Regions from separate parts of the Mus musculus genome. Here region 1 is linked to region 2. The links are chromatin contacts, found by Hi-C in ENCODE. All regions are on one chromosome and are shown on one strand. The core of a region is the stretch at or near the end of the contact, and the rest is flanking DNA. Distances in the headings are between cores, read along the strand shown. Region 1 overlaps Ube2n (ubiquitin-conjugating enzyme E2N). Region 2 holds the start of Prmt2 (protein arginine N-methyltransferase 2).

What was found. A loop is a pair of places that touch in the nucleus more often than their neighbours do.
Region 1: a loop to region 2 is called in a map of T-helper 17 cell, with 26 times the contacts of the local background. The contact joins the enhancer-like site here to the promoter of Prmt2 in region 2. A Hi-C loop is called at or near these places in 3 of 37 maps with a recorded cell type or tissue (T-helper 1 cell, T-helper 17 cell and T-helper 2 cell).

What each region holds. Positions count from the first base shown.
Region 1 is chr10:95,536,141-95,540,988 of GRCm38, forward strand. All of the region lies in intron 1 of Ube2n (ubiquitin-conjugating enzyme E2N), which reads left to right. Among named protein-coding and RNA genes, the nearest start is that of Mir3058, 21 kb to the right of the region's middle. Within about 2 kb of position 3,223, at least 1 of the 3 ENCODE cell types and tissues checked has a DNase peak (open chromatin) inside an H3K27ac peak, as active enhancers do.
Region 2 is chr10:76,234,256-76,239,441 of GRCm38, forward strand. It overlaps Prmt2 (protein arginine N-methyltransferase 2), which reads right to left and starts at 3,610. Exons shown (of 11, transcript NM_133182.3): 1 at 3,495-3,610; 2 at 2,457-2,566. The coding sequence starts at 2,510.

The sequences.
Region 1 (4,848 bases), core at 1,973-4,472, about 19 Mb after region 2:
TGTTTTTGTTTAATCTGTTGATGTCTTATGTCCACTAGAGGGTGGTGTTAACGGGAAGAATTAAAATGGTTTCTTGGTGATTAATCAATATTTCATCGTGTTGTTAGTTGCCTTGCTTTTTTCTGTCGTCTCTCCCCCACCCCCACCCCCCGCGTTATCATTTTTAGACAGTGTTTTGACTGCAGCAGACAGCAACTCTGATCTAAAGGGACTGGCAGAGAGCTTTCATGACATATACCAGTTAGTTATTCCATATCTTCCTATATTACTTAGAGATTATTTTTGAGTGGAAAACGTGACAGTTTAAAGTTGCTCTACAAAAATTTACCCACATATATGAAGTTCATTTGTTCTTAATGATCTGTCAGTAATAAACGTACCTTGTTTTGTTTTGTTTTTTATTCTGTAGGTGCTAGCTTCTAGTGGCTATGGAGCAGTTGAAATGTGGCTAGTTTGAATTGATACATGTGCTTAGTATAGATTAAAACCTGGACTTGTGAAGGCTTAGTGTGGAAAAAGATTAAAATATTCTGTTAGCCATTATATATTGATAACATGTTCAGATAACATTTTTAACATATTGGGTTAAATGAAAAATATTATGAAATAATTTACCATTTTCACAAAAATTACCATTCTAAGGAGAGAGGGAGAGGGAGACTGAGAATATGTTAACTTAGTTGGTAGAGCCATGTTTACAAATACTATTTCTGCCATTTGTCATGGTACACAATTTTAATTCCAGCACTTGTCCTGGAACTCACTCTGTAAACCAGGCTGGTCTCAAATTTAAGAGTTCTGCCTTCTTTTTCCCCCCTAAGTGCTGGGATTAAAGGTGTGACTGCAGTTTCAAATATGTCTTAAATAAGTATTGCAGTTTCTCTACTTAACATAATAATTTGAAGCATCACAGTCAGTTTTTTAAAAAAGATTTATTTATTTATTTATTTATTTATTATATGTAAGTACACTGTAGCTGTCTTCAGACACTCCAGAAGAGGGAGTCAGATCTCGTTACGGATGGTTGTGAGCCACCATGTGGTTGCTGGGATTTGAACTCAGGACCTCTGGAAGAGCAGTCAGTGCTCTTAACTGCTGAGCCATCTCTCTAGCCCCCAGATTTCTTTTTCTTGAACAACTTTATTTATAGGTTATTTATTTATTTTTTGTTTTAGCTGGCCAGTGGTGGTACATGCTTTTAATCCCAGCACTCAGGAAGCAGAGGCAGGCAGGCAGATCTCTGTAAATTCAAGGCCAGCATGGTCTACAGAGTGAGTACTAGGGCAGCCAGGACTACACAGAGAAAGACTATCCAAAACAAACAAACAAACAAATACCTGAAATTGCAATTTTTTAAAAAGTACACAGCTATATTTTTTGTTGTTTTTTTGTTTGTTTGTTTGTTTGATTGGTTTTGGTTTTTGGTTTTCAAGACAGGGTTTCTCTGTATAGCCCTGGCTGTCCTGGAACTCACTTTGTAGACCAGGCTGGCCTTGAACTCAGAAATCCACCTGCCTTTGCCTCCCAAATGCTGGGATTAAAGGCATGCGCCACCACCACCTGGCAGTACACAGTTTGTTTCTTTGTTTGTTTGTTTGGTTTAAACCAACCAAACAAACAAACCCTAAAAGTTGCTGAAATCAAGATCTTTCCCTGTCAGTGCTTTCTCTCCCTCTCTACATTTCTAATTTGGAACAAAGATAGTTCTGGATTATAGGCCAGTGCTACCATGCCCAGTTAGGTTAGGTGGTGCTAGGACCAAAGGTTTCCTACAAGTCATACAGACAATCTCAGCTCCACTCTGTAGCATAGCCTTTACCTTTTCATTAAAGAGAAACAGGCTTTTTATCTTTTTTAAAGGATTTATTTATCATTTACTATATATATACATTTGTGTGCATGCACTAGGGGCGCACAAAGTCTAGAAGAGGGAGTTGGATCCCCTGGAAATAGAGATAAGGGATGGTTGTGAGACACCTAGTATGGGTGCTGGTAGTCAAAGCTCAGCAAGGAGACTCTAACCCTGAGGGAAACATCTTATTGTTTCTCTTTAGCAGTCATCACTTTAGTACTATCACTAACACTAAGCAAAATGTGGATTGTTTGAACACACGTTGTCAGAGCCGAGACTGGTGACTAATGGACCAGTAGAGTATTTTTGTTGGATATGCTGGACTAAGGGTAATTTTACATCCAGGTGTGCGGCAGTGTGAGATTTTATGCTATAGCTAGATGAAAAGATCATATTGGGGGGGGTGTCTTGCTGAAGGGATGAAAAGTGCATAAAACTTAAATCAAGCCCGCCAGTGGTAGTGTACATCTTTCATCCCAGCACTTGGGAGGCAGAGGCAAGCAGATTTCTGAGGCCAGCCTGATCTGCAGAGTGAGTTCCAGGACAGCCAGGATTACACAGAGAAACCCTGTCTCAAAAAACAAAAAACTTAAACCAGGAGTGGTGGTGCCTGCCTTTGATCCTAGTACTCTAGTGACAGGACAATCTCTTGCATTGTTTTATATATGAAAGAGAGGGTGGGAGGAGAGAAAACATCCACACCATAGCACCCGTGTGGAGGAGGGCTTTGATGATAGAACTCAGGCTGTCAGGGTTGTGTGCCAAGTTGTACCTGCCATATTGTCTTGCTGGCCCATCAACTAATATTTCTTGATTGGGGTTGACCAAGGATAACTGCAGCTTTGGGAAGACAAATTGTGTGCAAGGGGAAAGTACCACAACTATATGAAATATAAAAAAGCGGGCTTGCTCAGAAAGTTAAACAAGTGAAGCAGTAGGAACTTCAGCTTTGTCACTTAAACCACACTGCACTTACTGTCCTTACGACGAAGCACTGTAAGACCTGAAGGTTCCTCGTGGTTAACCTTATGTTTGGTAGGAGGGAGGGAGAGAGATTATATCCACTAGTGTTTCCTTCCCTTCTTCCTACTGTGGGTATGGATTTTAGACACTGGTGTCAGGTTTTTCTATTCTCACAACCTATGCTAAGTTTGGGAAATGGAGAGTGTTTCATCAGATAAAATGATGATCTGTATATTGTGTGGTGACATGGGAGGGATGCTTTATATCTCTAACTACTCTGTAGTGTAGATTCCAGTGAAATCTTAGATCAGTAAGGTCACAGTGGTGCTTTCCACTTGTTGGTTTTTGAGACAGGGTCTTGCTGTGTGGCTGGCCTGGAACCCAGACTAGCTGCTCTCTGGCCGTAGCCACCCAAGTGCCAGGACTACAGGTGTACACCCCACACCCCACTAATGCATTCTCTGGGAAGAGTGCCTGACTAAGAGTAGGTAAATGGATGACAAGGGTGTGAGTGTGGAATTTGACAACGCACAGTGATTTTTGAGCTATTTTAGGATCTGATCTTGGAGGTACTTTGGGTAGCTTGTTAGACCTTTAAATAGCTGCTACTATGTATAATCCGGGAGTGGTGGTTACTTAGAATCTTGGACCCCCTCCCCCTCTTTCAGCCTTTCTTTCTTTTCATGGAGACTTGGGATAAAACAAAGTTGAGAAAGGGCCAAAATTGAAATTTTGCCGCCTAGTTTGTTTGTTTGTTTATTTATTTATTTTATTTTATTTCTCTGCCCCTCTGCTGATCTTTAACATCTTTTTCCGCTTAAAATAAAGGCTAGGGTCCCTTTTTGGCTTTTCCTGGGGGAAAAGGACAAGTATAGTCTTTGAAGTAGAAATAATGTCTAGTAGGTTGAGGAACTTTCAGGAGATTAAATGAACCAAAAAGTCAGGGTGTGGGGATAAATGAAGGTGAATTGAAAGGTAGGCAGAGCACAGGAGTCCCTTGCCAGGCTTTGACGTTTAAATAACTGGAGAAGGTAGAACCTGGAAGTACAAGATGGCAAGGTCCAGGTTGGAAGCCAGGCAGAGTACTAGGAGGTTGTTTATTTAGTCTGCTAGGTAGAGGCTGACCTTGAACTCAGATATGTGCTTCCAAGAGTATGAGAGCTGTTGTTGCCACACTCAGTTTCCTAGGCTTATTCTTTTCTCCAGTACCTCCAGAGTGTGGTAGCACTCTGCGTCCATGCTTCCGCCAGATGAAGTTGGAAAATCCTATGGCAAAGTGGTCTCTTTATTGAACAAGAATTTTGTCATTCTTCCCTATTTTGTGTATTGTTACTTACATAACATTCCCACTGTTTTAAGCACTATAAGTCATCTAGAGATGGTTTGAAATATAAAGATTTTTGTAGTTTAAATACAAATACTTGTACAATTTTATGTAAGAGTCTTGAACATCCAGAGATTTTTGAGAATTCTAGACCTCGTCTGCCCTTGACTACAAAGGATGACCAAATTTTAGAAGAGTTCAATGGCCTATTTTTCTTGCTTTTTTTTTTTAAGATTTATTTATTTTATGTGTATAAGTACACTGTAGCTTTAGATACATCAGAAGTGGGCATCAGATCCCATTACAGATGGTTGTGAGCCATGTGGTTGCTGGGAATTGAACGCAGGACCTTTGGAAGACTAGTCAGTGTTCTTAATCACTGTGCCATCTCTCCTGCCCAGTGACTTGGTTTTAAATATAATTTAGAGCAGGTTGCTTTGCCTATTGTAGCAACCCTGGTGTCATTTTTCTTTTCCTTTTATGTGAGCATAAAAATTGGTTTTATTAATCCAATCTAGAATGTGATAATGTCCTGCAGTTATATTCAGTTGGTTGTTGTTACATGAATGGTCTGGTGTTGGTTGGTTGGCTGGTTGGTTGGAAACAGGGTTTTCCTATATAGCCCTGGCTGCTTGACTGTCCTGGAACTCACTATGTAGGCCTCTGCTGGGATTAAAGGTGTATCCCATCATACCTGCCATAAAGCCTT
Region 2 (5,186 bases), core at 2,360-4,859:
CTTGAGGATGACACCCAAGCTTGTTCCTCTGGCCTCCATTAACACACACATATGTGCATGTACACATATGTGTGTATATATATGTGTATATATACACACTCATAAAAAAGAGGTATGCTAAAAATAAAAAACCAATTGATTTTTATGACGGGGTTGGAGCACTGCATCCAAAACAAGCAATTTCACAGAGTGGGCTGCAATAAATTTCACAAGGGCTAAAATTATAGAACATGTCACAGTCTCCAGCCAAACTCGATCGAGCCAAAGCTCATAAAATAGTAAGTAGTAGATCCCAAATTTGGGGGCAGCAAGATGGCCCAACCTATAACAGTGCTCCCTGAAAGGGTCAGGCAACCTGAGTCCAATCCCCAGGTCCTGTGGAAGGGAAGGCTAAAGTCCTTTGACCTCCTCATATATGCTGTGGCAAGTACATGCCCATACACGCACACGTGTGTGTACAAATCAACAATAATAAAGTAAAGATAACGCCCTAATACTTAGAAATCAAGATACTTCCAAATAGACTCGCAATTTTTTTTCTAATTTCCATGATGATGCATTAAAAATATTTTAACAATAATGGAAACATAGAACATTTAAATGGACGAGGTGCAGATAAAGCAGTGTTTCAAGGAAAAGTGAAGTCTTTAAAGCTCAAAAGTTAGAGAAGAAATAGTCAGTGATACAGCCTTCCATGTCAAATATCAAATATATATATATGAATGATTCGATCTTAAAAGAAATCAAACAGAAAACAAAAGAGAAATTCAATTAAAAAAAACTGATTCTTTAACAAGGTAAAACGGGCCCTGTAAAAAGGGAAATATAAATTCCTAGAACAGCACCTCTTCCCTAGTAGGGTCCAATATTAACAGAACTGCTGAGACACTCCTGAGAGTCTTCTGTCACTGGGGCAATCAGAAGTCATTTCTAAGCTGCCTAACTGACCACAATTAAGGTGTTATCTACTGACACTGTTGGGCTACTGGAGACCAGTGATCACGGGAAGTCACTTGGAAACTCAAAAATATGTGGTTCTTCCACCCTCAAAGCTCCACAAAGCCATCACTGAGCCTCTTACCTGAAGCACCAGCTATGGCAACAGGTACTCACCACAGTACCATGGGGAGGCGCGGGAGGAGATGGGGACTACATCTGAGCTCCCAGTGAAAGGTTAACAGTGAGACCCGATGCATAGTGGTTTAGAGACCACAGCATCCCTACGGCAATCCCTACGTCCCTACACTGCTGTACACTCACAGACAGAGCACATGCAGGAGACCCAGCAGTAAGTAGCCAAACTGCCCAGGTAACACTCCATAGATGCAGAAACCGCAACAGCACCAACACAAGCCTCAGAAAACACACACACAGCAAACTCAAACTTTTGTTCAGGGATCCTTCATTTTGTTTGATTGGACTGCTTAGTTGTGGCTGGCCTGGGGACCCTTATAAGTTCATAAAGGTACAGACGGTGCACAAGCAGACACAAAGCAGCCTCTAAAAGTGGAAGGAACCGTTCTGGACTTGAGAACAGATTATGACGTTAATCTTGTGTGTGTGTGTGTGTGTGTGTGTGTGTGTGTGCGTGCGCGCGTGCGCGCATGTTTTGAGAAAACTGTGACAGTGTATTACGTTTTCATCTCTGCATGACAGATCCTCAGTGTCTACAATATTATTTTATAGTTGTCTTAATATTTACATTTCCCAAAAGAAACACTGGGCATTCGTAGAATTAAAACATTCTGCAGCTGAAGATGGAAAATGATGAATGAAATGAAAAATAAATCCTACATATAAATATGCCCAGTACATACATACCCAGTCACTGGGCACGGAGGCTTTTAATTCCAGTGTTCAGGAGCCAGAGGCAGGCTGATCTCTGTGAATTTGAGACCAGTCATGTCTACATAGCAGTTCCAGGCCAGCCATAGATGCACAGTAAGACCCTATATCAATAAGTTAAGTAATTGAATAAATTAAAACCCAAGGGAAGGCATACCATTAAAAGGGACACAAAACTGGCTGATGCTGACACCACAGACATGAAAATCTTGATTTTTTTAATAAACCTTTTTATTTGAATAGTCATTTCATTAACTGTACATAATCAATATTCCTTAAGATTGAAGGAGATCTTTTCTCTGGTAACATGGATCAAACTGAATATACGTACCCAAGACAGATCTTCTCGAGTACCAAGCATTTTCCTGGTCCTATGCTACGGCCATCTAAGAACAAGTACAAGAATCTGAAGCATGCTGAAGTGTCCCCTGAAGTGTTCATGACAATACACAGCATGGGACCTAATGACCAGACCCATCCCCCTGCCTCAACGTTCTCTAAATTCAAGCATCCTCCTGTGAGCCAGGACCTTGAGAGACAAGGAGAGTGACATCACCCCTGTAAGCTGGTACTGTTCCTCTGTATGATCATTACACGTGGCTCTTACGTACCAGAACCGGGATGACCTGTGACTCGCTGCAGGGACCTTCTCCTGGTGCCTCCATAGTTCAATATGATCATGTCTCATAACTGGGGCTTTACTTCAGTTTCTCTCCCATGCCTACTTGAAAGAAGAGAGAGAAGCACAAAGTGTTACACTGCCTGGTCAGTAATCTCATTTCACGGCTACAGTTTACTGTATGTGTTAAGAATGGAACAGGATTGGCGTTTTATCATCACAATTCATTAGAGGGCTTTTTAAATTAAAAAATCCAAATGCTGTGTGCTTCCTTTAATATGCTAGATTTATTCCTCTGAAGTCTCCTTTTTTAAGAGATATTTATGAAGCCTCTTTTTACTTAGAATAAATCAGTATCATTTTTTTTAGGAACACTTAATAGCTTAAACTCAAATTAAAACACCTTGCCCAGTACTTGACCTAACCCACAGGCAGAACTGAAATCCCCATGCCCGACACCCTCCTGTTCTTTAATTCTATTTTTTTACCCCCAGGGGCAATGTAACCCTAACTGGCTCTGAGATTACATCGATTCTTTGTTTAAACGCCTGTTGTGCGTCCAGATCTGGACTTCATACTTACTTCGTAATAATTAGAATCACAAATTATTTACAATTATATTTTCAGTGAAAAGCCTGGGAGGGTGCCCGGAGGAAGAAAGACAATGAATTGGAGGGTTCTCCAGGCCAAGCAGATGAGGCCATAGAGGCCAAGAATATAGAGGCATGGGGGATGTGGCTCGGGATACAGAAGGCAGGTGGGCGTGGTCCTGGAAGGGCGTGGCTCTAAGAGCCAGCGGAGGTGCGCAGGGGGAATTGAGAGGTGCAGCGAAAGGAGAGCGAAGAGGGCGGACGGTGCTGAGAAAAGGGGAGGGGGTAGCTGGAATAGAACCTTCGAGAGGGCACTCTAAAGCCTCCAGAGGGGGCGGAGGCCTCAGTGCGCTGGAGACATGCACAGGGAAGACCTTTTGCCTAGCTTGCCCTGCCTCACTTGCGATCCAGATGTCTAAGCTGTCCATTAAGAAACCTACCTCAGCCGCGTTTCTCCGCTGAATTCTAGGCTATACCAGAAAGGAACAGACGATGCCCACCCGAAGCCTGAGCCGCCGCCCTGGACCTGCGCAAGCGCGGAGCACTCCAGCTGGCCGAAGAGCACGCCCCGCCCAGGCCTGGGTGTCCTGCGCAAGCGCAGTGTGTATAAACTCGGTGCTGGTAGCTGTAGATAGTCTTGAGACAGGGGTTTTCTCTAAGAGCTTGTCACTCAGCGCAAGCGCATTTTCTGTCCCTGCTTCCGGCCGGTCGCATTGGGCCTTAAGGCTGCAAGACGCAGGTGAGAAAGTGTAAGGATCGACTTACCGGGAGATCTGTGGGAAGACTGGACTCCGGGTTGGAGGCCACAGGTGGTGTAGACCGCGCCCCCAGCGGATTCGAACCGAGGCAACAATTGGCAGGCTGAAGCAGGAGTGCGTACTAGCGCTGTCCTGAGTGTACCTGGGACTGCCGGTGTGTTTGATGCCCTTCTCCGAATGCTTAATAACCTAGTTTTGATCTGAATCAGCTTCTGCAGAATGGGACCCCCCTACAGTATCTTGGACTAAGTTTTGATCGTGGAACCAACATAGCTACTGAGACACGAAACACACCAGAGACCCCAAGTCCTGAAGATCCTGTGCTGAAGGGGTTGGGGGCGGAGGAGCAATGACACTGACATCAGGTGACCCTAAGCAAGGTTTCTTAAGCTTTCTCCACTAGCAATCCCATCCTACTCAGAAAGTTTTTCAGCGACTCTAGGTATCTAAAATAGGCATACGAATCAAACATTTACTGATAAGTGAATCAGAAAAGAATTTATTGTAAAACTCGGCATACACACAATTTTACCACTGACTAGAGACAAAAGCAGATTTGCATACTAATTAGGTGGATGCGTTTGTCCAATATAATCTAGACACTCTAATACATGCTGAGGAATGATAGGGAAATATTAAAATTCTTTGTTTTCTATAATTAAACCATCATGCTTCGGTTCGTGCAGTAGAAACACCACAGCTCATAACATAATCAATCATTCCAAACCTGCTGTGAGGCATCTCAGGGCTTGCAAGGCTTGTGCAAACCACACCTGTTGTGCCTTCAGTCCATCGGTTCAGTGGAGTCGCACAATGAACTGCAGCCAAGGGATGGGTCTGTCTGTGTGAGGACCTGGTCCTTTTTTTAAATCTGCCCAGTTTTCCATTTCCACCAGATGAAGAGGGCTGAAGCTCTGAGCCAGGATGCCACAGGTTGAAAAGAGTTTCCCACAATCTTCCAAGGCAGAAAAAACTGTCCTCAGAGCCCCCAGTGTGGCAGGCCTGAGACCTATTCTTGAAAGCCTGCTGGTGCCACGAAGCTCAGGCTCCAGGCACTAGGATCCACCCTTGCTAACCTAACATAGGAAAGGGTACCTGTGGTGGCTGAATAAAGAATGTGGCTTTGTAAGGGCTGGAGGTGGCTTAGCAGTTAAGAGCAGTTACTGTTTTTGTAGAAGACCCAAGTTTGGTTCCCAGCACCTATGTTAGGTTGCTCACAAACCACCTGTAACTTCCAGCTCCAGGGGACTCACTGCACTTGGGAGGCCGAGGCAGACGGATCTCAGAGTTCAAGACCAGCTTGGTCTACAGGTTGAGTTCCAGGATAGCCAGAGAAACCCTGTCTCAAATAACCAGAAAAAGAAAATTCTTTTT